2 separate regions of the Homo sapiens genome follow, and region 2 is linked to region 1. Evidence: chromatin loops called from intact Hi-C (ENCODE). Cell type or tissue: mammary epithelial cell. All regions are shown on one strand. Links, peaks and the distances in the headings refer to the core of each region. The heading gives the core; the rest is flanking DNA. Region 1 has its middle 120 kb from the start of LINC00871. Region 2 has its middle 120 kb from the start of LINC02303.

Region 1 (15,881 bases), core at 4,991-12,990:
CAAGAGGGGAAACAAAAACAAAAACACTAACTTCTGCCACATATAGCTACAGCAAACATTAAACAAAGCCTGACTACTAGCTAGATTAACATAAATCCTCACTTCACTTCCTACCAATGCAACATGTCTGGCTTTTGACAAAAAATCACAAGACATCTGAAAGGCAAGAAAACACGAAGTCAGAAGAAACCAAGCAAGTATCAGAATCAGGCTCAGGTGACACAGATGTTGAAAGTAACAGACAGAATATTTTTTGAAATATGATTACTATATTAATGGATATAATGGAAATGGTAGAAAAAAATAAAGAACAAATAGACATTGTAATGCAATTAGATAGGAATTCCAAGAAAGGATTAAAAGGAAATGCTAGGAATATATATATATATATTAAAAATACATATATAGATGAAATAAAAAATGCCTTTGAGTTCATTAGAAGATTTGACATAGCAGAGGATACAGTGAGCTTAAAATTAAGTATATAGATATTTCCCCAAACTGAAATATGCAAATAAATTTAAAAAATTAAAAAGCAAATATTCTAGAACCGTGAGAAAACTTCAAAAGGTGTAACATATGCATAATTAGTATAACAGGCAGAGAACAAAGGAGCAGTGAAATTTTTCAGGTAAAAATGTCTGAAAGGTAACTCATGCCTGTAATCCCAGCACATTGGGAGGCAGGGCAGGAGGATTGCTTTGAGCCCAAGAGTTCCTGAGCAGCCTGAGCAACATGGGAAAACCCCATCTTTGCCAAGGCACACACAAAAAAAAAAAAAAAAAAAAAACTTACCACCACCACCACCAAAAAAATTAGCCAGGCATGGTGGTATATGCCTGTAGTCCCACCACTCAGGGGGCTGAGGTGGGAGGATCACATGAGCCCAGGGATGTCGTGGCTATAGTGAGTTGTGATCATGCCACTGCATCCAACCTAGGCAACAAAATCAGACAGTGTCTCAAAAAAATAAAGTCTAGAAACTTTTAAAAGTTAATGACAGACATTAAATCACTGATCCAAAAAGTTTAGAGATCATCAAAAAGCATACATGCCCCCCACAAACAAACCAAAGAACTAATAACAAAAATTACACTTAGGCATATCATACAAAATTCCAATAAACTAAAGATAAACAAGAAGATCCTGAAAGCAGCCAGAGAAAAAGACACCTTAAAAGAACAAGGATAAAAATTACTAGGTATTTTATTCTTTTTGTGGCTATTGTAAATGGGATTGCATTCTTGACTTGGGTCTCAGCTTGAACATTATTGGTGTACATAAATTCTACTGATTTTTGTACATTGGTTTTGTATCCTGAAACCTTACTAAAGTTTTCTATCAGATTTAGAAACCTTTTGGTGAGTCTTTAGGGTTTTCTAGGTATAGAATCATATCATCAGCAAGGGGAGATAGTTTGTGATATGATTTGTCTCTGTCCCCACCCAAATCTCATCTCAAATTCCCACTTGTTGTAGGAGGGACCAAGTTGGAGGTAATTTAATTATGGGGGCAGGTCTTTCCTGTGCTGTTCTTGTGACAGTCAATAAGTCTCACAAAATTCGAGGGTTTTAAAAAGGGGAATTTAAAAAACCCTGCACAAGCTCTCTTCTCTTGTCTGCTACCATGTGAGGCATGCCTTTCACCTCCTGAGCCATGTGGAACTGTAAGTTGGTTAAACCTCTTTCTTTTGTAAATTGTCCAATCTTAGGTATGTCTTTATCAGCAGCATGAAAATGGACTAATACAGTAAGTTGGTACCAGGAGTGGGGTATTGCTGATAAAATACCCCAAAAAGTGGAAACAACTTTGGAACTGGTTAAGAGGTTGAACCAACTTGGAGGGCTCAGAAGAAGACAGGAAAATGTGGGAAAGTTTAGAACTCCATAGAGATTTGTTGAATGACTTTGAGCAAAATTCTGTAATGATATGGACAATGAAATCCAGGCTGAACTGATTGCAGATGGAGATGAAGAACTTGTTGGGAACTGAAGCAAAGGTGACTCTTGTTATGTTTTAGCAAAGAGACTGGTGGAATATATCTCTGCCCTAGAGATGTGTTGAACTTTGAACTTGAGAGAGATGATTTAGGGTGTCTGGTGGAAGAAATTTCTAAGCATTCAAGAGGTAACTTGGGTGTTGTTAAAGGCATTCAGTTTTTTAAGGGAAGCAGAGCATAAAGTTTGGAAAATTTGCAGCCTGACAATGCAATAGAAAAGAAAATCCCATTTTCTGAGGAGAAATTCAAGCCAGCTGCAGAAATTTGTAAAAATAACAAGGAGCTGAATGTTAATACTCAAGGCAATGGAGAAAATATCTCCAAGGCATGTCAGAGGTCTTCATGGCAACTCTTCCCATCACAGACCCGGAGACCTAGGAGGAAAAGGTGGTTTTGTGGACTGGGCCCAGGGTCCTCGTGCTGTATGCAACCTAGAGACTTGGTGCCCTGTTTCCTGGCTGCTCTAGCCATGGCTTGAAGGGGCCAATGTAGAGCTCAGGCCGTGGCTTCAGAGGGTGCAAGCCTCAAGCCTTGGTATCTTCCACATGGTGTTGAGCCTGTGAGTGCACAAAAGTCAATAGTTGGGTTTTATGAACCTCCGCCTAGATTTCAGAGGATGTGTGGAAATGACTGGATGCCCAGGCAGAATTTTGCTGCAGCAGCAGGGCCCTCATGGAGAACCTCTGCTAGGGCAGTGTAGAAGGGGAATGTGGGGTTGTTGCCCCCACACAGAGTTACTACAGGGGCACTGCCTAGTGGAGCTGTGAGAAGAGGGCCACCGTCTTCCAGACCCCAGAATGGTGGATCCCCTGACAACTTGCACTGTGCACCTGGAAAAGCCTCAGACACTCAACACCAGCTTATGAAGGCATCCAGGATGGGGGCTAATATGCAAAGCCACAGGGATAGAGCTGCCTAAGGCCATGGGAGCCCACCTTTTGCATCAGCATGACCTTTATGTGAGACATGGAGTCAAAATAGATCATTATGGAGCCTTAAGATTTGATTGCCTCACTGGATTTCAGAGTTGCGTGGGACCTGTAATCCCTTTGTTTTGGCCAATTTCTCCCATTTGGAATGGCTGTATTTACCCAATGCCTGTACTCCCATTATATCTAGGGAGTAATTAACTTGCTTTTGATTTTACAGGCTCATAGGCAGAAGGGACTTGCCTTGTCTCAGATGCTCTGTGAACTTTTGAGTTAATGCTGAAATGAGTTAAGACTTTGGAGGACTATTGGGAAGGCATGATTGGTTTTGAAATGTGAGAACATGAGCTTTGAGAGGGGCCAGGGGCAGAATGATATGGTTTGGCTGTGTCCCCACCCAAATCTCTTCTTGAATTCCCAAGTGTTGTGGGACGGACCCAGTGGGAGGTAATTCAATCATGGGGGCAGGTCTTTTCCATGCTGTTCTTGTGATAGGGAGTAAGTTTCATGAGATCTGATGGTTTTAAAAAGGGGAGTTGCTCTGTCCAAGCTCTCTTCTCTTGTCTGCTGCCATGTGAGACATGCTGTTCACCTTCTGTCATGATTGCGAGGCTTCCCCAACCACATGGAACTGTAAGTCAATTAAACCTCTTTCTTTTGTAAATTGCCCAGTCTCAGGTATGTCTTTATCAGCTGCATGAAAATAGAATAATACACTTTGACTTCTTTCTCCATTTTTATGCCTTTTATTTCTATCTCTTGCCTAATTTCTCTGGCTAGGACTTCCAGTACTATGTTGAGTAGGAGTGGTGAGAGTGGGCATCCTTTTTGGTTCCAGTTCTCAAAAGAAATGCTTATGCTTTCAGCCTTTGCCTGGCCAGTGTGATGTTGGCTGTGGGTTTGTCATAGATGACTGTTACTATTTTGAGGTATATTCCTTTGATGCCTACTTTGTTGAGGGTTTTTAACATGAAAGGATGTTGGATTTTATTGAAAGCTTTTTCTGTGTCTGTTGAGATGATCACATAGGGAAGAATTCCTATTCAATACATGATGCTGGGCTAACTGGCTATCCATATGTAGAAGAGTGAAACTGGTACCCTGTCTATCACCATAAACAGAAATTAACTCAGGGTTAATTAAAGACTTAAATGTAAGACCTCAAACTATAAAAATCCTAGAAGAACATCTAGGAAATGCCTTTCTCAATATTGGCCTTTGCAAATAATTCGTGGCTAAGTCCTCAAAAACAATTACAACAAAAATACAAATTGACAAGTGGGTCTTAATTAAACTAAAGGTCTTCTGCACAACAAGAGAAACTATCAAGAGAGTAAACAGAAAACCTACAGAATGGGCAAAATATTCACAAAACTATGCAGTGACAAAGGTCTAATGTCCAGAATCTATAAAGTACTTAAATTAACAAGCAAAAACCAAATAATTCCATTAAAAGGTGGACAAAGGACATGAACAGACAGTTCTTAAAAGAAGACATACAAGTGGCCAACAAACATACCAAAATATGCTCATTATCACTAATCAAAGGGAAATACAAATCAAAACCACAATGAGATACCATTTCACGCCAGTCTGAATAGGATGACTTTTGTTAAAAAGTGAAAACGAAGACATATTGGCAAGGCTGCAGAGAAAATGGATCACGTTACATTCCCACCATTGAGAGGAATGTACGTTAATTTAGCCACTGTCTAGAGAAGTTTGGAGATTCCTCAAAGAGCTAAGAGTTGAACTACCATTTGACCTGCAATCCCATTACTAGGCATATACCCAAAGGAAAATAAACCATTCTACCAAAAAGACACATGTACCTTCATGTTCATTGCAGCACTATTCACACTAGCAAAAACATGGAATCAACCCAGTTGCCTATCAATGGTGGATTAAACAAAGAAAATGTGGTATATATACACCACGAAATATTACATAGCCATGCCCAAATGAAATCATGTCTTTGTAGCAATATGGATGCAGCTAGAAGCTGTTATTCCATGCAAACTAAGGCAGAAACAAAATCAAATACATGTTCTTATAAGTGGGAGCTGAACATTGGGTACACATGGACATAAAGATGGGAACAATAGACATTGAGGAATACACAAGGTGGTGAGAGGGAGGTAGGCAAAGGCTGAAAAACTACTTATTGAGTATTATGCTTACTGCCTGAATAATGGATTCATCTGGACTCCACACCTCAGTATATTGCTCCACATGCAATATACCTTTGTAACAAACCTGCATGTATACCCCCAATTCTAAAATACAAGTTTTTTTTAAAAGAATAAGAATTATATTAGACTACTTTTCAGAAATCACACAAACAAGAGCAGAGTGGAGTAAAATATTTAATGTGTTGAAAGAAAAAAATATTACCAACCTAGAATACTGTGTCTTCTGAAATTATCCTTTAGCATGGAAGGAGGAATAAAGACCTTTCGGAGGGTCATAAACTAAATGAATTCATCTCCAACAGAACTGCATTGGGAGAAATGTTAAGAGGTTCATCAGGGAGAAGGAAAATGATATATCAAAAGCTCAAATCTACATAAAGAAGGAAGGCATCAGGAAAGAAAGAAAGATGAAAATTTTATTCCTAATTGATCTAAAAACAACTTACTAAAAGTGATAATAGTAACACTGTATTGGGTGATTATCGTATATGAATAAGTGAAATGAACGACAACATCAGAAGAGATGAAAGGGAGGAATTGAGATACTCTGTAAGGTACCTGCAATACACATCGAACAGAGCAGTGTTATTTGAAGGTGGACTAAGATTAGTTAAAAATGTCTATGGTGAAGTTTAGAATAACCACTAAAGTAATACTTAAAGACATAATTGATGAGCTAAGAGAGATAAGCCATCCTTAGTTTTTGAACAAGTATACTTCTCCGTAGGGCAGCCTTACTGCATGGCAGCTTGCTTCATTAATGTCAGCAGGAGAGAGAGATTATTAGAATGATGGAAGTCTTATGTAACATAATCATGGAAGAGCTATCTCATCACCTTAGTTACATTCATTAGAAACAAGTCACAAGTCCTGCCTACTCACAAAGGGGAGAGTATTATACAGAGTGTGAATACCAAGAGTGGAGCATTATTGGAGGCTTTGAGTCTCTTCCACAGTCATTGTTCTTCATATATGAGGAGCTGTATCTACAGAAAATGTTACTGATTATGGTGTGATATACTACATCAAGTTGAGAAGGAAGCGCCTAATGTGTATTGATGTTTTAAATTATTTTTGCTCTCTTCAATTCCTCTTTTCTATTTCTATGTTTTGTTACTTCACGGTTACCTTCCTTTTCTTTCTCAGAGAAGGCGGAAGACATTAGCCTTTGGATCATCTGAGCTACTTTCTCTCCATATTAGTTCCACTAGTATTTATCTTGTTTATTTTTTTCATTGTCATTTTTATAGCTTCGATAGAAGGGAATAACCGTTTTTTTTCCAAATGACGTGCACTATCATCTATCCACTTTTCTTGTCTTGTCAAGTTCTTGTTCTACTAACCTGCCAACAATCATTTCATATAAAAATTTACACAAACTTTCCTCTACCTTTCATATATTTTCCTATTTTTCACTGTCATTTAATTTTTTGAAAGTCTTGGACAATATTTCAGAGTCACCAATTTAATTTTCCCACATCCTATCCACTCTTTAACCTAGTACCTCATGGTTTCTGTTCCTAATACTCTGGGAAACCCTTTGATTTGAACATTATTTATTATTTGCTATATCAGTGATTTATCAATTCCTATTCTTATTCGCTATAATTTTTCCCCAATTATCTTATCTTGGACTATTATAATAGCCTCCAAATTGGCTTCCCATTTTCCATCTGCTCTCATTCTAATTTATTATATGCACTGTAGCTCAATATATCATATGTAGCTCTAATCATGTCACATGACTTTCTAAAACTGCTTAAGTTAAATGTCATATAGAAATCCTAAAGATTGGATGTAAATAGCATCACACAAATTGTTAAATATAATTATTTCAAAATTAATAACTATAATTATTCCATATCTACTGGTATATTATTTGTCCTTTGGTGCCCATTGGCCATTGTAAATGCTCTGAAATAAATAAAATTTTGTACTAGTACATAGGCAAATTTTATGCTTCTGACCCTAAAATAAACTAGCTATATGACTTCAGGTAACCAAATTTTTTATTAGACACGGACTGCTGCTATTTCATTTCATTTGGTCCAAATAAATTGAGACTATAAGGTAAGAGTGCAACTGCATAAGTACATAACCTACAATCCAATTTTATCAGATAGCCCTAGCGCTATATTTGACTGAATTGAAACCTCCTCTCCCTAAATTAAAGGTAATGAATTTTTCTAAAAAATATATTTGGTGTTCAAAAATTCAGTCTCAAATATGTGAAATTCTTCTGCTCTTCAAACTGATGTTAAGATTTTAAAGTAGCTGTACAGACATGATCTTCTGTCAGTTTGAACAGAATCTTACTAATCCACCTGACATTAATTCATTTAAGTCATCTTCTTATGAGCAACAGAGAGGAAACCTGTCAGAAAGTTTCTATCATAGCTGAAATGCAGCTGCCAAGGTTTATTTTTTCATACTGTCAGACATAGAGGAGGCTTATTTTAGTGTGCCAAATATACTTTCATTATTCTTGACTTTACAAGCATAATATGATGTTTGCTTTAATGAAAATGGAGTAGATTCTTGTGGTCTACAAAAGTGTCAGGGCATAGTAGTCTCGGAACTAGAAGCATTTGTGATTTCAATGGTAACTAATCTTCAATTTTTTTGGTAAAATATAAAGCTTAATTTTTAGATAATTAGTATGAAAATAATCCCTTCAAAAAAGCACAGTGTACTCTCAGTCTTTTGAAAACAATACAGAATTCTTAAGATTATTTTACCACATGTTACTCACCTGTTTATTTAAATTATTTGTACAAAGTTATTTAAATGTTTATGGTTGTTTAGGATTTAAATTTTTCAGTGTCAAAAATACATGATGTTTCATTCATTCTCTGTAGATGTCAAATTACTGCCCTCAAATCAAGTGTCACAAAGGACCTATGCTTGTACTCCCTGGACTCATCTGGTGTGGTAAACACCAGGGCAACATGAGGAATTCTAGAATAGAAAACAAAAAACATTGGTGTTGGAGATAATCAATAAGTTATAATGAGTTCATTCATTCATTTAATAATTTTTGAGTAGCCCAAAGCTAACACTGACTGAAATTTAAAAAGGAATCCTCTTTTTCAAGATACTTTATGGCCATCTGCTGGAACATTGTTGTAATAAATATACAAATCTATGACTACAATGTGAATTTACTTCTTATAATTGTGTGGTACCTAACTTTTTCAACACTGAAGGTGATGAAGAACAACCATATCCTTGCTGTCATGGAGAGATAAAGATGTATAAAAAATAGTTACACTGTCTGATAGATATTATTTGGTCAGATAAGTGCATGAAAAAGAAAATAATTTAGAAGGAGCTAACAGAGAATGCCTCCTTGGTCAAGGGATAGTAACATTGAGATCTCAGTAATGAGAAGAAAATCTGCCACATAAAAACTGTAGGAAAGAGCAGAGTGAACTACGTGTGCAGAGGCTGTGTCTTAGTCCATTTGTGCTGCTATAACCAAAACACCATAGGTGTATGAATTGTAAGTAATCAGCATTTATTTTCTCATAGTTTGGGAGCCTGGGAAGTACAAAATCAAGGCGCCAGCAGATTTCAGTGTCTGGAGAAAACCTGCTTCCTCAAAGGTAGGCTTCTGTCCTTTTTCTTGCTGTGTATTCACATGGTGGAAGGGGTTAGGCAGCTTTCTGCAGTCTCCTTTGTAAGGGCACTAATCCCATTCATGAGGACCCCACCCTCATGAGCTAGTCACTTCTCAAAGGCCCCACCATCTAATACCATCACACTGAGAATTAGGTTTCAACATATGGATTTTGGGGAGACACAAACATTAAGTTCATTGCAGGCAGTGATGCATGAAATGAGTAGTAGGTATGTGTAAATAACTGAAAGAAAACTAGATTGGCTAGAGTATCAGAAACTGGAGGGAGAACAGAATAACTGAAAACAGATACATACAACAATGAGAAATGGTTGTATAAATTATGGTCCATTTGTACAAGAGAACACCATGTAGCCATTGGTGAACATGTTTTTGAAGGATATTCTATGGTATGTGAAGCTATTCATCATAAGTAAAAAGCAGGACATAAAACCCCACCATAGGTGTATATGTGCTACACGGTTTTTCAATTTCATTGCGTCTGTAGGAAAAGAGTGAGATATATAAAGATAGTTAAAGCAATTATTTCTATTGGTAAAGTTATGAATTATTTAAATTTTATTTTAATGTCTATTTTTAAAAAAAATATTCTACTCAACATATTCTCATCCAGGTATGCAAACAGACATACACAGGAAATTTTTGATGCTTCATTCTTTGTCATAGCAAACAAGTAGAATAAAACAAATTGTTCCTCAATAAGGGAATGGATTAATACACTGTATTCTATTAATACAATAGAATGTATAGTATTATAGTCAAAAAGGAAAAAATAACCTAGAACATTCATTAAAATACATAAGAAATAAAAAGATAATTTTGAAATGATCAAGTTAGTTGCAAAACGTAACTATATGTTACAGTTTATATGCATTTTAAGAAAAGTTTTAAATATTCATAGTTACAAATACATGTGTGTACATATTAAATAAAATACAGGCTAATTATGTTCTTCCATTAAAAAAATAGTTTCTTCGGATAAGGGAGCAAAGATAAATGGATGAGAGTAACTTTAGCTGCATTTATGATATTTCTTTTTTAAATGGATCAATCTGAAGAAAATATAACAAAGTATTTAAGATTGTTTAATCTTGTCTCCTTTGTGCCATTCTGTATGTTAATATAGTAAGAAAGAAAACAATATTTAAGGTTTTAAATTAAAAATGTTAAGACTCATGACCTCATGTGGATATCACTACTTAAGGAATAGCATATTTTGGAGAATCTCAGGTCAACTTACAATTTCTACTGTAAATAAGACATGCAAACTAAAGAGAGCATAAAACAAATACACAGTTTAGCAAGTAGTTATTAAGTAAATTAGATAATCACCACTCCAGGTCAAGAAATGGAATATTATAGCAGCTAAACCCAAAGTGGGCCATTTTCCTATTTTTGAACTTTATATAAATGAAATGATACTATATTTGTATAATTATACTATATGTGTATAATGTATGAAATTATACTACATATGTATAGTATATGTAATATATATATTCTTTTGTATGTTGTTGTATTAGTTCAGTATTGTGTTTGTAAGATTATCTATGATGTCGCATTTAGAGATAGTTATTTCATTTTCATCACCATGTAGGTTTATCCATGCACCTGTTAGTAGACATTTAGATTGTTTCTGGTTTGAACTAAAAACATAAATGTTGCTCTGAACATTTACACAGCCTATAAGTATACATATATATGTGTATCCTAGCACACACATATACAAATGTCTCTAAGGCAAATGCTTAGGAATGAAATTGAAGGGTCATAGAAAATGCTTATCTTTAACATTATTACTATATGTACTGAACTGTCTTCCAAACTGGAGTTACCAGTTTACACTCCTACCAGCAGTTTATCAGAGTTCCAGTTTGTAAACAAAATTATTATTTCCCTGATTAGTAGTGAGATTGAATCCTAGTTCAAGTGTTAAGTCATGTAGAATTCCACTTTTTAAGTGTTCTTGTGTATGTCTTTGGCCCATCTTTCTTTTGGGGTGCTTGGATTGGTTTTACTAATGACGTATTTTTGTTTTTTTCTGAATACTAAGTCTTAGAACTAGTCTAGCAACCGTCTTCTTCCATTGTGTTACCTGTGTTTTAATGGTCTATTGATGAACGGTTCTTAATTTTCATTTGGCAAATTTATTAATCTTTTTGTTTATGGTTCATAACTTGGGATCTTATCTAAAAATTCTACAGTGATGTCATGGAGATACTATCCTGTATTATCTGCTAAATACTTTATAATTTTGACCTTCTCATTTGATTCTACTTTCGATACAGCTGGAATTAATCCATTTCAAATGAAACTTTCCTTCTCCTTCTCCTCATTCATTTAACAGGTTGCTAAAGAAAACTAGCATTTTTTGAGAAGCATTTCTTGAAGAAATGTTGAAGATAGTCTGCTTAGGAGTGGGAATATAATATGGGGTGGATCAGGAAGTTTGACCTACAATAATATGTAAATTAAAGTCCATTTAATTTTATATAAATTGTGCTAATCCTCATATGTTCAGGGAGAAATAAAGGAGTAAATTTAAAAAAAACTGTTTATAAATCAATTAAAAATGATTGAATTTATTGGGGACATAGACATGCTTTTAATGGTTAGCTAATATGATCCAAAATTTGGGACTGCAAGTAAAAGCATCCTAACAAAGGATAGATGGAGAAGGATACAGACGAGCTGAGAAGGAAAAAAACTTGTAGACATAGAAAGTTTAGTTAATTTTTTTATTTTCCTTGGTGATAAATAGGAGCTGAAATATGGTCAATTGCAAAAAGTAGACAAATTTGAATTATTTATAGTCAGCTCAAAGGGGTTTTTGTGTGTGTGTGCATGCATATAAGTTGGATGTGGAACTTAATTGTATATAGCTATGGTTAGGGCCTGGAATTTAAATCAAGTAAAAAAAGTCATAGAGATTTGATTCAGGGATTTGTTCCCCTTTCCTCTCCTAAATCATTATCAGTCTGTCCTTCTGCTTATGCTGTAACTGAATGGCCTATCTACAGGCCTGATGCCATTTAGAGGCTAAATATTCTTACCCGTCTAATAACCATCTGAAAAAATCAAATGCTGTATAAAAGTTTTGGTTTTCAAGGATTTTTTTAAACATTAAGATTCTAAGTACATGCAAAAATAAACACAAAATATTAGGTGAACTATCAGCAATTTAATTGGGTAAAATATTTCAGTTTCTATAGTAGACTTAGAAAGCAGACTTTATCATCAAAATGGCTTATTTTAATTTTTATTTATGAGTGAACGATATACCCGAGATTTGCTTTATTTTAATGCAGAAATGTTGGTAGGTATAAATAAAGGATGGCAGCAAGTTAATTCTGTTGGTTGGGTGATGGGTATGTTGATATTTATTGTACTATTGTTTTATTTTTTTCCTGTGTTTAATAGTTTCCATAATAAAAAATTTAAGATATAAAGCTGATTTGTAAGGATGTTACTTGTTAAGGGATAAAATTTAAAGGCTACAGGTTAATATAATTTTTTTCTGGGGTGGAAAAACTACTTTGCTCACATACATATTAATGTCTCCATCCATCTCTATTCATTTATTCTCCCAAACATCCACCCCTCCAACAGTCCAATAAGCACTGAGCCCTCACTACTCTAAGACAGTGTATAGATCATTGTAGAATATAAAATTACTTAAGGGAAGGTCACTGAAACACAGAATTATGGAAATTGAAGAAAACTTGGAGCTAATTAACCAAAATCTACATTGTATAAATGATTATCCTGAGGCTCAAGAAGTTACACAGTTTCCCCAAGATCACACAAAGATTTTAGTGACAGAGAAACATATCCAAGATTGAAAACTTTTCTTATGTTACATGTAATGAGTCATACACACTTGATGTAACAAAAATATTTATTGGGTTCCATCTACTGCAATTGTGAAGGCTTCCATGTGAGTGATAATGGAATTGCACTTTCCTATGTTCTCTTATAAAACTCATTTAATAGCCACAGTGGACTGAATCCATTGAGTTTTTCAGTAACATCCAATTCTGCTATATTCAGGTCCATCTTCATATGCTGTGAAAAAAGATTTCACAAATATGGAAGTGGTAAGAAAGCATGCATTACAAACCTAAGTAAATTTGGCAGATTCACCTTAGGGATTTTGCTACAAAAAGCAGTTTCTGTGGGATAAAAAGTATTTTGACATGGAAATATCTTAATAACTCTATAAGGTTGTCAGTTTTTCTTAGGGGAATTTTTTTCTACCAAGATAAATTACAATTTTGTCTCTTTTGAGGTTGCAAAATGAAGGTTGCAAAGGCAGCAAATAGCTGGTGCCTAGAAAAGCAATAAACTTGCTCTGCCTTAGTTATAACTATATAAAAAATGCTCAAAACTTTTGCAGTGCTTATCATAAGAAAAATGTGTGTAATTTGGGACTAAGTAAGGCTGTGTAGACTGATGGCTATCTGAGGCTCTGACTTCTACAAATTAGTAGCTGTGTAATCTTGGACAAGCTATTAAGCCTCTCTGTGCCTGTTTTCTTCTCAGGTAAATGAGGCTAATAATAAAACCTACTTCATAGTGTTTGGGTGAGGATTAAATTACATTAGTCATGCAAAGCTTTTAGGCCACTACCTGAAAAATCATAAGTGTTCAATTAGTACTAGTTAGTATTAGTCTTCATATTATTTGATTCAACTACGTAACAATTTATGGTAGAAAATTCATTAATCATTGTTGGCTAAGTTGGCTAGAGCACTAATTTTCAAATCTGTTGAGAATTTGGAGCAGTGATTATCAGTTGCCAATCTAGAGATACATATTAGTGTCCGCTCCCTCTATCTTCCCTAGAAATAGGACCCAATTTTATTTGGGGTAGGAAGGCATCCAAGAATGAGGCAATGTATCTTGGGTGAAGTATCTTATATAAACTCTGGGTTAGGAGATGTTTGCATAAGTATTTTCTGGGATGCTGAGAAGGCTGCTTCAAGGGCAATCCCTCAACTTGAGAGTGCTTCATTTTTTTCTTCATCTAATTTTCTCCTGTTTCTTGCCGCAAAAGAAAAAAGTATCAAGCGGCTAATTTGGAGCATGAAGCAACATTGAAGATGGAAGCCATGATTAAAGATGGTAGAGCAGAAAGAAGGAAACTGGGCTCCACTGAGTTTTTAGAATTTCTATACCAATTTGGGATTTCCTACTTCACAACTTCTAAAAGAAAAATGGAAGACTGCAAATCTTTATTGTGTTTGAGCCTCAGTTATTTCGAGTTTTTATTGCTAGCATTCACATAAGAATTTTAACTGATGCAACACACCTTATGGAGAATGTTGAAAATAAAGGTCCCTTGTTCCAGAGATATTCATTCAGTAGGTCTTGGATGAGATCCAGGACCAGCTAAGTTTGGAGCTATACTAGCACATAAAACTTGAGGCTTCTGGGTCATGGGGATTTTATTCCCATGTGTTAGCTTTTGTCAATTTTAGAGGGAAAATTCCTGTGAAGTGTCAGAAGACAGAAAAAAAAATAACCGTTGTATGGGCATCATATATGTGTTACTCTAGGAGGCAAACCATTTGAAATGCCCGTTCTATTACCAATAGTCAAATTTTCATAAAGAAAATTTATCATGGGAGAAAAGGCATTGGATGGACTTTTTAAAATTTTATGAGATAGGAACTGGGCAGGGAAGAAAAATAAGTTATTATTTTGCTGAAATAATGGAATAATCCTGATATCTTAAAATCAGTTGGGAGAAGTCAAGCCTTAACAAAGGAATTTACTAAATGTGGGTAGTTTGTGGTTATCAACAGAGCCAGAGGGGAAAATGGCAAAGTCATTCTGGTACTAAGGGAGTCTGTACTAAATCACAGTAATTTCAGATAAAATTGGCCAAACATCAATTCTAACAGCATGCTTATATTAAAGAGAAAAAAAAGTATTCATGGTTCAAGAAAAAAAATACTCTTTACAATCACTTGTGCACAAATATTTCTTGGTATGAATCAGAGAATATATTCTCATAACCAGCATTATACATGCATGTAATAAATGAACCTAAGAAGTCCACCAGTCCCAACTGTGGAAGTTTCATTCAGCAAGATCAGAAAGCCATTAGCCAGCATGATTGAAACCTTTTCTGTGAAACAAGGTCTGCGAGGGTCAGATTTACTCAGCAATTCAACCTTCATTACCTCTCTTTCAAGTAGAAACCCACTTGGCTTACATTTTAACAGTACATCTCTAATAGGGTGGCTCCATTGAGATCCTGGGTAGTAAAAAGTATGCCAAGGTGGTTTGGATCCATTTTGATACCTTCTAAGCCTGAGCTCCAGAGCTGCAGGGTCAATCTTCCTTACCAGTCAATAGTTTCTGTCTAGAGTGAGACACAAAAGCCTATTTTTGATATTTGGGCACCCTTCTGAAAGGATGAAAATCCAAGGTTATATCACTCTACGTGGAAAATAAAAAGCTTATGATATCTCTTTTAGTTGAAAGCTTATATAGCTCTCCTTGGTGAACATTTCCTGAGCTTTCGTTACTGTGCTGAGTGCCATTGCCCTTCTTAGAGTTGACCGCATTTCTGAGTCTGAAGCACTTGTGGGCCCTTTGGGATGAAAGACACTTTCCTTGCTAAGTGCCATCCATTTTTATTGTTATTATTAAGTCAATTCCCAAAGTCACATCCACTAACATGGCATTTTCAAAAATGACATATTGCAGCAGTGTACTGGGAAATGCTGTTCAGCTGGCTTTCTTATGCCGGCCTCATAAGTATTGTGTTTGTGGTGATACTTTTGGGAATGACGCTTCTCTTTGGTGGCTCAATATGCCCACAGGTAGTAAGCTATTAAGGGAATAATGATGGGCAAAAGCAGGTGGCAGACACTTTATGACAGGCTCGTCTTCCACCTAAGTCATCTGTTGTTTAAGAGTGTATGTAGTCTCTGTACATAAAGACTGGCTCTTGAGAATAATGCAGAGTGATGATATTCAAACACATTCTTTGAGAACTGTTAGAGTAATTGGCTTAAAATGCACTGTGTTAGTAGACATCAATTGCAAGAAATATGCCAAGTTTGTGGAAGCATGGCTTTCCTATTTAATTTCTAGAGGGAATTTGTATA
Region 2 (15,881 bases), core at 3,463-11,462, 100 kb before region 1:
GGGTGTAAACTCCCTGCTATATTGATAGTAATATTATCGTCTCCCCGCTTGGATATTAGAAGCAATATTACAAAAGGAGTGTACACTTTCTGAGATCTTGGCAGTAGTATCATTTTTCCCCCACTGGATATTAGGCACAATATCACGGGGTGGGGAGTAGACACCGCCTGCAATATTGGGAGTAATATTATCCTCTCCCTTCCTATATGTTAGGAACGATGTCCCAGGAATCGTGTACACCCACTGCGATACTTGGAGTAATATCATGCTCTCCCCTCCTAGGTATTAGGAAATGCCAGAAAGGGGTGTACCTCCTCTGCGACATTGAATGTAATATCATCCGCTCCTTCCCCTGGATATTAGGAACAATATTACAGGCGGGTGTACACCTCCTGTGATACTGGAAGTAATGTCCTCCCCATCCCTGGATATTAAAAACTATATCCTGGGGAAGGGGGTGTACATTTCCTGCTCTATTGGGAGTAATATCATTCTCTCCCTTTCTGGATATTAGGTAATATATCTCGGTTGGGGTAACAACCACTGCAATATTGGGAGTAATATCATCATTTCCCCATCTAGATATTAGGAGAAATATCAAAGGGGGGTTGCACACCTCATGCGATATTGGGCCTAACATTATCCTCTCCCATTCTGGTTATTATGAACAATATCACAGTGATAGTGTACACCCCATGAGATATTGGGAGTACTATCATCCTCTCTTTCTTTGGATAGCAGGAACAGTATCACAGGGGCATCTTACATCCCATGTGATATTGGGAGTAATATCCTCCTCTCCCCAACCGAATATTAGGAAAAATGTTACTGGGGGGGATATACATTCCCTGCGATATTGGGAGTAATATAATCCCATCTTCCCATGGATATTTTGAACAATATACCAAAGAGGGAGTACACCCCCTGCGATATTGGGAGTAGTATCATCCTCTTTCTCCCTGGATATAAGAAACAATATCACACAAGGGGTGTACACCCCCTGTGATATTTGAAGTTATATCATTCTCTCCCCCACTGGATATTAGGGGAAGTGTACACACCCTGGGATATTGGCATTAATATCATCCTCTATTTCCCTGGATATTAGGAACAATTTCCCAGGGGGCGTGTACACTTCCTGTGATATTAGGAGTAATATAATCCCCTGTTCCCATGGATATTTGGAACAATACACCAAAGAGGGAGTACACCCCCTGTGATATTGGGAATAGTATACTCCTCTTTCTCCCTGGATATAAGAAACGATATCACATAACGTGTGTACACCCCCTGCAATATCATCCTCTCCCCCACTGGATATTAGGAACAATATCATAGGGGAAGTGTACACACCCTAGGATATTGGCAGTGATATCATCGTCTATTTCCCTGGATATTAGGAACAATTTTCCAGGGGGCGTGTACACTTCCTGTGATATTGGGAGTAACATTATCCTCTTCCCCTGTGGATATTAGGAAAAATATCACAGAGGGTGTGTACACGACCATCGATATTGGGAGTAATATCATCTTTCCACCTGTATATTATGAACAATATCACTGGAGGTTTTACACCCCATGTGATATTGTCAGAAATATCCTTTTCTTCTCTCTGGATGTGAGAAACAAAATCAGACGGGGGTGTACATTTTTTGCGATATTGGGAGTAATATCACCCTCTCCTCCCTTAAATATTATAAACTAAACAATATCACAGGGGGGTTGTACATCCCTGCAATATTGGGAGTAATATCCTCTTTTCCTTTGAATATTAGAGAACATATAACAGAGGGGGTGTACACATTCTTCGATATTTGGCTTAAGATCATCCTTTTCCCCCCTAAATATTATGAACAGTATCACGGGGGGAGTACACCCCTGTGATATTGGGAGTAATATCATCCTCTCCTCACTTGGATATTAGGAACAATAACACAGGAGGGGTGTCACCCCCTGCGATATTGGGACTAATATTCTCTTCTCCCTTCTTCAATATTAGGAATAATATTACAAAGAGGGTGTACGCCTCCTGAGATATTGGGAGTTATGTCCTTTTCTCCTTTAGTGAATATTAGAAATAATATCACAGGGGCGGGCATACACTCCCTGCTAAATTGGGAGTAATATCATCCTCTCCTCCCCTGAATAATAAAGACAATATAACATTGGGGTTGTACATGCCCTGCGATATTGGGAGTAATATCATCCTCTCCTTTCTTGAATTTTAGGAATAATATCACACAGGGAGTGTACACCTTCTGCTTTATAAAAAATCGTAGGGGTGTGAACACTCTCTGCGATATTTGGAGTAATATCATGTCTCCCCTCCTGGATATAATGAAAAATATTACAGGGAAAGTGTACACCCCTAGCTTTAAACTCGCTCTTCTTAAATTTTAGAAAAAATATAAAAGAGTTGCATAAACCTTCTATGATATTGAAAGTAATATCATCCTCTCTCTTTCTGGATATTAGGAATAATATCACAGAAGGGTGTACACCCTCCTCGATATTGGGATTAATATCATCCTCTCTTTCCCTGGATATTAATAACAATGTTATGGGGTGGTGTAAATCCCCTGCGATATTGGAAGTAATATCATCCTCTACACCTCTGGATATTAGCAACAATGTCACAGAAAAGGTGTACACCCCTGGCGACATTGCGAGTAATATCATCCTCTCCGCCCGTGGATATTAGGAACAATATCACAGGGGTGTGTACATCCCCTGAATTATTGGGAGAAATATCATCCTCTCCCAAACTGGATATTATGAACAAGATCATAGTGGGAGGTGTACATTTTTGCAATATTGGGAGTAATATCATCCTTTTCCACCCTGGATATTAGAAACAATATCACATAGGGGGTGAACACCTGCTGAGATATTGGAAGTAATATCATCCTCTCCCTTTCTGAATATTAGGTACAATATCACGGGGGGTGTACCCCCCTGCAATATTGAATGTAATGTTATCTCCTTCCTCATGGTTATTAGGAACAATATCACTGTGGGGGCGTACACCCTATGCGATATTGAAAGTAAATTCTTCCTCTCCCGCATTGGATATTAAGAATAATATCATAGTGGGGGTGTTCACCACCTGCGCTATTGGGAGTAATATCATTCTCTCCCCCCAGGATATTATGAAAAATATAACGGGGGGTTGTACACACCCTGCAATATTGGGAGTAATATCATCCTCTCCCCCCTTCAATATTAGGAACAATATCACAAAAAAGGGTTTACATCACTGGCTATACTAAGAGTAATATCATTCTCTCCCCCCCGGATATTACAAACAATATCACAGAAGGGTGTTATCACAGAAGGTTGTACACCCCCTGCGATATTGGGAGCAATATCATCCTCTTACCCCCAGGATATTATGAAGAATGTCACAGAAGGTGTACACCTCCTGTGATATTGGGAGTAGTATCATCCTTCCTTTCCTGTATATTACGAACAATATCACAAAGGGATGTACACCATCTGCGATATTGAAAGTAATACCATCCTCTCCCCCCCAGGATAATACAAACAATATCACAGTGGGGTGTCCACCCTCTGCGATATTAGCAGTAATATCATCCTCTCCCCTTCTGGGTTGAATGAACAGTATCACATAGGAGTGTACACCCTCTGCGATATTGGAAGTAATATCATCCTCTCCCCTCCTGGACAGTAAGAACAATATCACAGTTGGGTGTACACCTCCTATGATATTGGGAGTAATCTCATCAAATTAAAAATTGCTTTGGGGTCAGGTTTTATGAAGATGATGAATGCCTCTAATGGGTTCCAGGTGCTTCTTTTCCACTAGCCATGAGGCTGTCCACAGGTTACTGCACAGATATTATCACAGCTCAGTAATATTGGTAGGAGAGCTGTGCCTAATGTTTTCCTTCTACCACCTCGTTTTTTTTTTTTTTTTCGCCAGTCTCACTCTGTCTCCCAGGCTGGAGTGCAGCAGTGCAATCTCGGCTCACTGTAACATCCACCTCCCAGGTTCAAGCGGTTCTCCTGTCTCAGCCTCCCGAGTAGCTGGGAATACAGGAGAGCGCCACCACGCCCGGCTAATTTTTGTATTTTTAGTAGAGACAGGGTTTCACCATATTGGTCAGGCTGGTCTCGAACTCCTGACCTCAGGTGATCCACCCGCCTCGGCCTTCCAAAGTGCTGGGATTACAGGCCTGAGTCGCTGCGCCTGGCCCATCCTTATCATCTTCACATTGAGTAGTCTGAAGAGGAGGTGGATAAGGAGGAGGAAGTGGAGGAGGAGGTGTGGCTGGTTTTGCTGTCTCGGGGTGGCAGAGGCAGAAGATGTGGAGGAGGTGGAAGGGGAGGTAGGAAAGGCAGGCACACTTGGTATAACTTTACAGAAATACATTTTAATTTCTGTCTGAGTTTTTTGCTTTTTCATTTCTCTAAAAATATTTCTGTGTGGTACCTATCCTTCTTCAACCATTTACTTTAGTATCAATGCCTGTATCATAGAAGATTCCATGTGGTAAAAGAAGTCAAAAGTCATCTTGTATAAATGGAGCCCTTCTGCCAGATTGTCTGAGCCAATTTGTTTTCTGATACTGCTTCTTCTTCATCTTCTTCCTTATTGTGTGGCATCGATTTGGAAGCACTCATCTCCATTAAGTTGTCTTTTGTTAATTTCTCTGGTGTGGTGTCTATTAGCTCTTGAATTTCTGCAAGATGCATATATTGAAATCCTTCACCACCCACATTTTTTTTTTGCTATATCTACGATCTCTTTCATGATTTCCTTGATTGTCTCTGTCATAAATCCTGTGACGTTATGCACAACATCTGGACAGTTTTTTTCTGTAGGAATTTATTGTTTTGATCATGATGGCTGTCACAGCTTTTTCTATAATGATAATAGCATCTTCAATGATATAATTTTTCCAGACTTTCATAATCTATCAGAATTATCTTCCATAGCATTGACAATCCTTTTTATAGAGTACCATGTGTAATGAGTCTTAAAGATCCCTATCACCCCCTGATCTAGTGGCTGAATTAGAGATCTTGTGTTTGGGGGCAAGTAGACGATTTTGATGCTTTTGCTGTTGAACTCATGGGGTTCTGGGTGGCAAGGGGCATTGTCCAATATCAAAAGACTTTAAAAGGGAGTTTTCTACTGGCAAGGTACTTCCTGCTTCCCGACTTCACAGACAAAGCATCAACGGAATCAATCCAGAAAAAGAGTTCTTGTCCCGGCCTTCCTGTTGTACAATCAGAAGATTGACAGCTGGTCTTTATCTTTTCCCTTCAAGGCTCAAGGATTAGCAGCTTTAAGGATAAGGGTAGTCCCGACTGCATTTGCACGGAACAGTTGAGTTAGTCTATTCCTTCCTGCCTAAATCCTGATGCTCACTTCTCTTCCTTACTAGTAAATGTCCTTCGTGGCTTTTTTTCCCCCAGAATAAGGCACTTTCATCTTAATTAAAAACCTGTTCAGACAGATATCCTTTCTCCTCAAATAATTTTCTTAATGCCATCTGGGAATTCGTCTACCACCTCTTTGTCAGCAAAAGCTGCTTTTCCTTATATCTTGACAGATTTAAAGCCAAATCTCTTTCTATAATTATCAAACCATCCTTTGTGGGCATTAAATTTTCCAGCTTTAGATCCCCCACCTTCCTTTTGCTTTAAATTGTCATATAATGACTTCACTTTTTATTGAATCATATTAGAGCCTATGGATATGCCTTTCTTATATCAATCCTGTATCCACATAAAAGCTGCATGTTCAATATGAGATAAAAAGGTATTTCCCCAAAACTGCAAGATTTTTGCACCTGCTGGCATAGCTGCAGTGATGGTTTCACAAATTTCTTTTTTTTTTTTTACAATGGTATTTATGCTGGATTCATTTATCTTGAAATAGCAGGGACTGCAGCTGCAAATCTCAATCTATGGTACATACCAAGTAATTCAACTTTTCCTTGTAATGTCTTGACTTTTCTGTGCTTCTTGGGAGCACTTTCAGCATCACTAGTGGCACTTCATATGGGTTCCATGGTATTATTCAAGATTTATGGTATTGCACTAATGAAAAATGCACGAGAGCTGCAAGATGTCAGTTTTTACTGTGTCATTCAATTTACTGGAGAGACTAACTGCTTACACAGAGATGATTATTAGGGTCACACAGTATTTTACAGATATTTCCCACAGTTAAGCTCACCCATTGCAATAGCACTGGGAGGTGGGTACAAAATTATTACAGTAGTAGAGTATGCACTAGACTTCATAGTATGCAGTTATGATTTAATACTGCATCTTTACATTTTTTTACATTTCTCTCGACTGTGAATGATGCCTTGTATGGTCTATGTTTGTGTGCTTAAGCTTTGATAAATTTTAACTTTTATAACAAATTGTGTATATTTTATGGTAGCAAATGATAAAACATACTAGTATCTACATATGTTTTATGCATTCTGACATATCTAACTTTTTCTCTTTTTTTGATATTTTAGGTTATGCAGTTCATCTGCAAGCTTTCTCTCATTGTCACATATCTCCAAATAAAATCAAGATATTTATTTAAAAAATTTGCATATAAGTGGACTCATGCAGTTCAAACTTGTGTTGCTCAGGGACCAACTATATAAGAAAAAATAGGGAAAATATTATAACTCATTTTAAGTTCCTACCAGGTCTAAATTATTTCAAATTATGAATTTGCTTGGTCCAGATAAATGGAGTTAAGGGTAACTGAAATTTGTTTTTTATTAAATATGGAATAAGAAGAATAAGGAAAATCAAATTTTTGTTGGCATGTTAGATGCTATTATTAAAGGCCTGTTCATTCATGCTTACAATGGTACAGCATTTTAAATTATGTAAAGCATGAAACTTTGAACCTAGTCATTTGTTGTATTTCTAAATTCCCACAAGATGGCAGAATTTCAGAGCATTTTAAAGTACGTGTCTGGATAGGTAGCTAGAATATTTTAAGTCTTGTAACTAGGTTAAGTGCAAATCCTGTTTTCTGATCAGTGATGCAAAAAATGCTCACACAGAGCAGGGCCCAATTCTTATTTACAGATTCTACTAAACTGAAGGAATGAAACGATATATTGCACAGGATTTACAATACTCCTCAAATAGAGAAATACTTTCTTGTTTTATAACTCTAATTTGAGGTCATTCATAATAACCTAGGCACTTACTGCTTCATCTGTGCGTTTCCTTTGTTTTATTCATGAGGGTCAGAGATGAACTGGGATGTAGGCTTTAACAGATGGAAGTGCACGTCTTGGTGTTTCAGAGGTTCCAGCCACATGTCAGTGTGGTTCTACAAGCAGCGAGGATCAGCCAGGCCTGTCCATCACCAGGCTTGTGCCTGTAAATATTTAAATGATTATGTTTTACTCTTTCAGGGTTTGATATACTTCAAGTGATACAGGCTTGTTGTTAGTGTTGGACTCCTCAAGGAAGCAAATTCCTTTGCATTCCCCCTTTATCCCTCCCTTTCTCTCTCTTTTTCCTTCTTCCTATTCTTCTTCCTCCTTCTACTCTTCTTGTTCTCCTTCTTCTTAATGCTGGTGGGGGTGTTGTAACAGTTAACAAATTTCACCAAAGACAGGTCTCTAAGTACCCATTAATGCTTCTATCTTACTTTTTTCAAGCTGATATAAAAAATACCATAGACTGGGTAATTTAAAAACAACAGAAATTTATTTTTCATAGTTCTGGAGGCTGAGAAGTCCAAAATCAAAGTGCTATCAGATTTGGTGTCTGCTGAAGGCTTACTCTCTGCTTCATAGATGGCTCCTTCTAGCTCTGTCCCCCCATGGTAGAAAGGACAAATGAACTCTGTCTGGCTTATTTTATAAGAACACTAATCCCATTCATGAGGGCGGAGCCCTAATCACCTCCCAACATCCCCACCCCCAAAGTTTCACCATATATATTTTAGAGAGGCACAAATATTCAGATAATAGCAACCTCCATAGCCTAAGAAAGAAGAGGGGTTTGTTGGACCCAAATTGAAATAAGTTACACCAAATAACCACTGAAGACACAGAGGTTTGAAGTAAACACTATTTCAAACCTGGCTTGAGTATATGTTTTGCTTCCATTTTTCTTACTAGATATGGCTTTTATATTTTTTAATGTCTTTTATTTCTTTACCTATGGATAGGATCATCTAATGATAAGTGCCATTTCTTTTTGGAAAACACCTTTTAAAATTAGGGTTTAGTTAGACAACTAGACAGTTCCTTCATTTAGCAAGTAGGACAGATGTAATTTGGAAGAGCACTTTATCTAAGTGATAATCCTGGTGCTAAGGTTATTGCTCTGCCTGAATCCACCTAGAATTTATCCAGTGCTAATGGGAAAGTGTTTATGTTGCAACATGCAAAGCTCATGAGAAGAAAAAAAATACTAAATTACTGATGACAAGCATCGCTAAACTAAGGATGAAGGATGTGTAATCTCATAATGTTACAACCATTATAGTATCTGAACTCTGAAAATGATTGCATTGGGTGGTTAGATGGAGGCTCGTGTTTATAACTGCTATACACATGGAAACAAGTTTATTTTGGGGAGTCCAACTTAAGTTGTTGCACAAACTGTTCCCAAAATGCTATGGGCAACATCAGAGCAATATTTCTCAAGATTCTGCAAACCAAGCTGTTTTTGACTTCCCAGTGACTACGTGGAAAACATCCACTGCAAAGGGGCACCATGATGCAATAGCACATGTCAATTTTGAAATTTTCCTAATTGTTTATTCATAATGCCAGAGACCATCTTGAGAAGGGACACAGGATTCTTCTGCATTCCACTCCCCCACCTCTGATGAACAGACTGAATGGCCCCTATCCTATTCCATCTCAGCATATACCCAAAAAAAACTCAAGGTGATCTTGTTTATAAGAAGGAGCTTCAGTAAGAAATGAATATCTTCTGGGAAGAAAAGAAAATTACTTCTAAATGTAGATTTCTGTCAGTTGTTTCCAATTTTCATTTTGGAAAAATAGCTAGCAGCATAAAAAATTAACAATATTTAAATAATATTTCAGGAATTATATGCTACTCTAATAGTTAAATATACAGATAAAAACATTTAGTAGCAAAGAACTGAGTCCACTGTAGCTAGGTTAAATACAAAGGAATATATTACTGAATATTAAATATAATATAGAATCTTTGACCTGAAGAAATAGACTCCCAAAGTGTCACACCATAGAAATGGACTACAAAGTTACTGCTGCTTCTACCTCAGTTTCTTGTTAAATATGGAAGTTGCTGCAACAGTTACTGGCTGCAGAGAAATATTGCCTCTGCCACAATCCACACCAGCAAATGGATGTGTTGTGCCTACCTTTCTCCAGTTTAGTTTAGTTCAGAATTCAAGTCCTTGTAGGTAGTCTAATGGAAATAATAAAAACTAAATCATAATTTGAACACTAGTTGCAAGAGAGTTGGGCATATTTACCACAGTACAAATTATGGCAGAAAAGATAACTGAAATTTTAGAGTTAATCTTTATCCAGATAAAACAGCTAATTGATACTTGGACTGCTGAATTATATTCTGTCTCAAGTATTTATACAACATAGTTTTAGGAATTTTCTTGTACTTGTCTTCTCTTAGGTAAAACATATATATATATATATATAACATATGTCATATATATGTGTATGTATATGTGTATATGTGTGTATATATATTTTTATATATATATATAATTTGACATGTTAGAATAATGTAGTATGCAGTTCTAGTCCCGATGTATAATAAAAGGCACACAAAGCTTATGAAGAAAAAGTCACTGAGAAAACCAAGGTAATGGGGGAATTTCAGATAAAATAGTGGAAAATAAGCAATGGCAACTGTAAATCTGAAAAAAAGCATAGGAAAGAATGGCAAAACTAGGATTTGGATTGAATCTTGAACCAGTGATTTTAAGGTAAATACAAGGAGGCGCTAATGAGCCAAACAAAAATGTGTGATTTCATTCTTACTATGTATGCAGCACTGGCTAGACCCTATAGGAATTTTACCAGTAGATAGTGAACTTGAGTACCCTGAGGAACATGAGTATTGTACATGCTTAAATATTTCTTTAATATTAATAAATTAATAAAAACATAAAATAGAAGTTCAAGACTTGTTATATTTCTTCATGGAAGGTAGATTATCAAAAGAAGTCAGAGGATCAATATCTCTAAGCCTTTGGTGTAATTCATGGAAAGGAATTGCCATATAATAGAAAGGCTTTGAGTTTAAGGCAGGATTTTAATTCAGTTTTGCCAGTTGCTAGTTGTGTGATCTTAAGCAAATAATTTCTTGTAGTGTCAGTTTCTTTCTCTGTAAATTGGAGGTTGGAGACAGAGAAAATGAAATGTCCAGCTGTAGTTGTGGTACATAACAGACACAAAAAACTGTGGTTATTTTTATTGCTACTTTGTTAGATAAAAACTGCCAGTGGGGTGGCAATTATCATCTCTTTATCTATATGTGTAACCCCTTGTAGCATTCCTCATATCCTTATGTAAGTGGATTACACACAAACTTTATTGATGTCATGCATTCTTCGTATTGCCTTATTGCTCTTGTCTGAATGCTATGTTCCCCTCAAATTTATATAATGACACCTAATCCCAATGTGATGGTGAGAGGTGAGGCCAGCTGGACTTCCTGGGTTGAGTGGAGACTTGAGGAACTTTCCTGTCTTACAAGAGGATTGTAAAACGCACCAATCAGCGCTCTGTAAAACGCACCAATCAGCAGGATTCTAAAAGTAGCCAATTGCTGGGAGGATTGAAGAAAGGGCATTCTGATAGGACAGAAATAGAACATGAGAGGGGACAATAAGGGAATAAAAGCTGGTCACCCCAGCCAGCAGCGCAACCCTTGGGTCCCCTTCCAGGTTCTGGAAGCTTTGTCCTGTCGCTCTTCACAATAAGCCTTGCTGCCGCTCACTCTTTGGGTCCATGCCATCTTTAAGAGCTGTAACACTCACCACGAAGGTCCGCAACTTCATTCTTGAAGTCAGTGAGATCACGAACCCACCTGCAGTAACCAACTCCAGGCACAATGGCAGTAGGAGATGGAGCCTTTGGAAGGCGATTAGGTCATGAGGACAGAGCCCTCATGAATGGGTTTAATGCCCTTATAGAAAAGGCCCAAGAGAGCTGCCTTACCCTTTCCACCATATGAGGAAATAGTAACGGGAACCATCTAGGAGGCAGAAAGCAGACACCAAAGCTGCTGATGCCATGATCTTAGACTTCTCAGCCTCCAGAACTATGAGAAATAAATTTATGTTTATAAAATGCCCAGTCTATGGTATTTTGTTGTAGCAGCCCAAACAGACTAAGTTACACATGACTAGTTAATTGCAGTAGCCTCATGACAGATTCTTTTGGTCTCTCCCACCTCTATTCCTGTTCCCATTGTAGTTCACATGCTTCTCATAAAATAATTTTACCATGGTAGCCTCCTACCAGACAGCTGCAATGGTTTCACATTGTGCTTATAATTTTTTTTAGAAAGTACAATTTCATTCATTTAGTCAAAATGAATTTTTTAGAGAAGGTGGGGGAATGGAACAGTGCTGGGATGGAATGAAAATGGATGGAGAGAGTACATAGGTAAGTTGATCTGTAGGTAAAAAGCAAGGTGGATAGTAGGTAGGTAGGTAAGTAGGTATTTGGATTGATAGGTAGATAGATAAATACAGAGAGAGAGAGGAAACGAATTAGAAAGTATTGGAGTGAGTAAGATGGTGGGCAGTGGGATAAAGCAGGGTCTGTGTAGTATGGAGTGGATATGAGAATTGGGAGACACAGGTCCTGTACTTCTATACATGACATAAGCCTCTAATCTCTCTCAGCTGTAATATGAACTATTTGGTACTAAATGCTTCTAAGTGAAGAAGGGCTATGGATTTTTGAAGGCACATTTACAAACATTATGCCTTGGTAAAAAATCTAAGATTTAAAGAACTTGTGCAGAATGTTGTGGGTTGTCTTTTCTTCCTTCCTTTCTCTCTTGCTTTCTCTCCCCCTGTTTCATTTTGTTGCAATTTTTATACTACTATTGTATTTCTCAGATATTTTCCAAAGAAATCAATATTTGTTTTTCTGGGTAGGAAAAGAACACATCTTGTTGCAAAAATAAGTACTAAAAAAAAAAAAAAAGAAGCCCACATTTTCACATTGAGCATTTATTTTTTTTTTACTTTTATTTTTATTACTTTTTTTTTTTAAATATTCTCAATAATGTATTAGCAGACTGATTTTAGAAGTAAAATAAAACCAGTACAATAACATACATAATGAACATGTTATGCTTATTCTATGGATGCAAAAATGGTTTAATACTTAAAATTCAATAAATAAAATGTATTATATTTAACAAATTAGAGGAGAAAATATCTATTATTCTATTAATAGATATAGAGCTGTATTTAACAACATTTGGCATCCAGTTTTTATAAAACCTCTTTTTTTTTTTCTTTTTTTTTTTAATGTTTTTTTTTTATTATACTCTAAGTTTTAGGGTACATGTGCACATTGTGCAGGTTAGTTACATATGTATACATGTGCCATGCTGGTGCGCTGCACCCACTAACGTGTCATCTAGCATTAGGTATAACTCCCAATGCTATCCCTCCCCCCTCCCCCGACCCCACCACAGTCCCCAGAGTGTGATATTCCCCTTCCTGTGTCCATGTGATCTCATTGTTCAATTCCCACCTATGAGTGAGAATATGCGGTGTTTGGTTTTTTGTTCTTGCGATAGTTTACTGAGAATGATGGTTTCCAATTTCATCCATGTCCCTACAAAGGACATGAACTCATCATTTTTTATGGCTGCATAGTATTCCATGGTGTATATGTGCCACATTTTCTTAATCCAGTCTATCATTGTTGGACATTTGGGTTGGTTCCAAGTCTTTGCTATTGTGAATAGTGCCGCAATAAACATATGTGTGCATGTGTCTTTATAGCAGCATGATTTATAGTCCTTTGGGTATATACCCAGTAATGAGATGGCTGGGTCAAATGGTATTTCTAGTTCTAGATCCCTGAGGAATCGCCACACTGACTTCCACAATGGTTGAACTAGTTTACAGTCCCACCAACAGTGTAAAAGTGTTCCTATTTCTCCACATCCTCTCCAGCACCTGTTGTTTCCTGACTTTTTAATGATTGCCATTCTAACTGGTGTGAGATGATATCTCACAGTGGTTTTGATTTGCATTTCTCTGATGGCCAGTGATGATGAGCATTTCTTCATGTGTTTTTTGGCTGCATTACTTTTATTATTATTTTTTCTTCCTGAGACGGAGTTTCCCTCTTGTTGCCCAGGCTGGAGTGCAGTGGCGCAATCTAGGCTCACTGCAACCTCCGCCTCCTGGGTTCAAGTGATTCTTCTGCCTCAGGCTCCTGAGGCACTCTCTTCTTCAAATGCATGGGTGATTTATGGGTAATGGTCTGGATCTGTCACCTAATATTGAGTATATATTTAATGAGTGGAACTGACTGGAAAAATCCCTAAGGATCTCTGGGCAGAGACTATTTAGCCTTGGAATTCCCAGTAAGTTTCTTAATACAATGTTCTGTCCAAACTATTCACCTCTGGGTGAAGTTTTTTTATTTTATTGATGCAGAGGGGAGGTAAATAGCTAATGCATTTATTTAAAGCAAGTAAATATTTAACTTTATAAATTATTCTAATTTATACAGGTGATTACAGGCAGCCGCCACCACGCCCGGCTAATTTTGTGTTTTTAGTAGAAACAGGGTTTCTCCATGTTGGTTAGGCTGGTCTCGAACTCCGGACCTCAGATGATCTGCCTGCCTCGGCCTCTCAAAGTGCTAGGATTACAGGCAAGAGCCACCACTCCCTGAGTATTTTTATTACTTTTTAACGATACTATGGCAGTAGACATTTGAACTCTTGAATGATTGTTTTCTTTAGATAAAATTCCAGAAATGGAATTCTTGAAGAAGAGTGTACATATTTTTAAAGGTTTGGACATGTAGCCCATTTCTGCCTCCCTTGCCAAGTGTAGGGCAGAAGAATATTTGTTTCTTTACACCCTCACCAACACTGGGTATTATTGAGCTTTTAAATATGCCCCAATTCTCCAGGTGAAAAATAGCATCTAATATATGTTTTAGTGTGCATTTCACTGATTAATAGTGAATCTGAAAATGTTTTCTTATAATTATTGGCCATTTCTAGCAGGCAGTGTATTATAGCTTATCATAACACATCATTTTATCGAGAAATGCCGTTATCAGCTCTGCAGCAAAAAGTAGTAAGCACATGCTAAGCATGTTTCTCTGTGTACCTTATTTTGCATACAGTTAATAATAAGAAGAAAAGTTAAAAAATATTTTATTTGGTAGTGGCCCAATATATGATATCCAAAATAAAAAGGATTCAGAATGCATACTCTATATCCTTGTGCAAAATTGTTCTAATTTTAGATTTTCTGTTATATACTGTTTTGCTAATAGGAGTTATATGGTGGAAATATGTGTGTTATGTGATATTTCTAGTGATCTGGCAATTATCACTTTGCCATAACTGTATTTGCCAGCATAAGTTAAACTTAGACTAACTTTAATATTCAATGTTTGCTTAAGTGGGGTTCAGTCTGCTTTAACCTGACTATGAGATAGTTCTCTATGGATAATATCAGAAAGTGACATAGGCCATTGCTCAAACAACAGCAACATTCATTTTAGAATTGTCTTTCAAAAAACCCCTTACAGTGCTTCAGTGGCTTTAAGTGGTAGATGTCTTTATTGTCTTTCTTTATAGATCTGATCTCCTAAATTTGAAAGACAGAAGTCAGTCAAACATTTTCCATAATAATATTGAAGTGAGCAAGGAAACAACCCAGTATCTTTATTAATATTTCTCTTTTAGTCTCAGGTTTCTGATATTTATTTAAAGGCATTAGTTCTTTACTGATGATTTCTGCATGCATAGTCTGCTAATGTGTGACTAATACACTAAGTGCTTTTTCCCAGTGGAGAGAACAAGATCATTTGGAAGAGATTCAATTCCAGACCTCCTTTTATCAGGTTTGCTTTATTAGCTTTGGTGTCTGGATGTACACAGTATACCTTTGTCCTTTTGCAAGTGAAATTGTTTGCTAGAGGAGGAAAAAATTATTTGCCCTTAAGAAACCTTCAAAGTGAGTGAAAATTGCTGTGATGCAAACTCTCAGAAGCAATTTGTAAATCTTTGGACCACGGGCATTGCTATTTCACATCTTAGTGTCTGTCCTTCCTATTTCATTACATTTTTTGTATCTGCCTTGTTATGTGAGAAGACTTATTTCATTTGCTATAGTAGGCCCAGGGATATGATCTGAGGAGGGACAATGTTGGAATTTAAGGAAAATCCCATAGAAGTGAGATTTCATTGGCTAAGCTTTCCTTTCCCTTCCTATTTCCTTCAGTCATTTCTCTAGCAACCTGTTGGATATTGTGCCTTTTACTTCTACACTTCAAGTACCACCATCCCACACTCTCTTCTTCAAATGCATGGGTGATTTATGGGTAATGGTCTGGATCTGTCACCTAATATTGAGTATATATTTAATGAGTGGAACTGACTGGAAAAATCCCTAAGGATCTCTGGGCAGAGACTATTTAGCCTTGGAATTCCCAGTAAATTTCTTAATACAATGTTCTGTCCAAACTATTCACCTCTGGGTGAAGTTTTTTTATTTTATTGATGCAGAGGGGAGGTAAATAGCTAATGCATTTATTTAAAGCAAGTAAATATTTAACTTTATAAATTATTCTAAGATATAAAGCAAAGTAGCAGATTTCAAGAGAGAAAAATATGAAAAGTCAGAAACATCT

What was found. A loop is a pair of places that touch in the nucleus more often than their neighbours do. Peaks named below come from ENCODE experiments on the same cell type or tissue, not always from the same donor. Only the 100,000 strongest peaks of a DNase experiment are listed, where the experiment ranks them.
Region 2: it touches region 1 in a loop (16-fold over the local background); 4 of 110 quality-filtered maps call a loop at or near these places.

The regions. Positions count from the first base shown.
Region 1 is chr14:45,932,294-45,948,174 of GRCh38, forward strand. No RefSeq gene overlaps it. Among named protein-coding and RNA genes, the nearest start is that of LINC00871, 120 kb to the right of the region's middle. In mammary epithelial cell, for the core only: a CTCF peak has its summit at 8,211 (motif pointing left); no DNase peak of the experiment used is centred there.
Region 2 is chr14:45,831,874-45,847,754 of GRCh38, forward strand. No RefSeq gene overlaps it. Among named protein-coding and RNA genes, the nearest start is that of LINC02303, 120 kb to the left of the region's middle. In mammary epithelial cell, for the core only: a CTCF peak has its summit at 6,911 (motif pointing right); no DNase peak of the experiment used is centred there.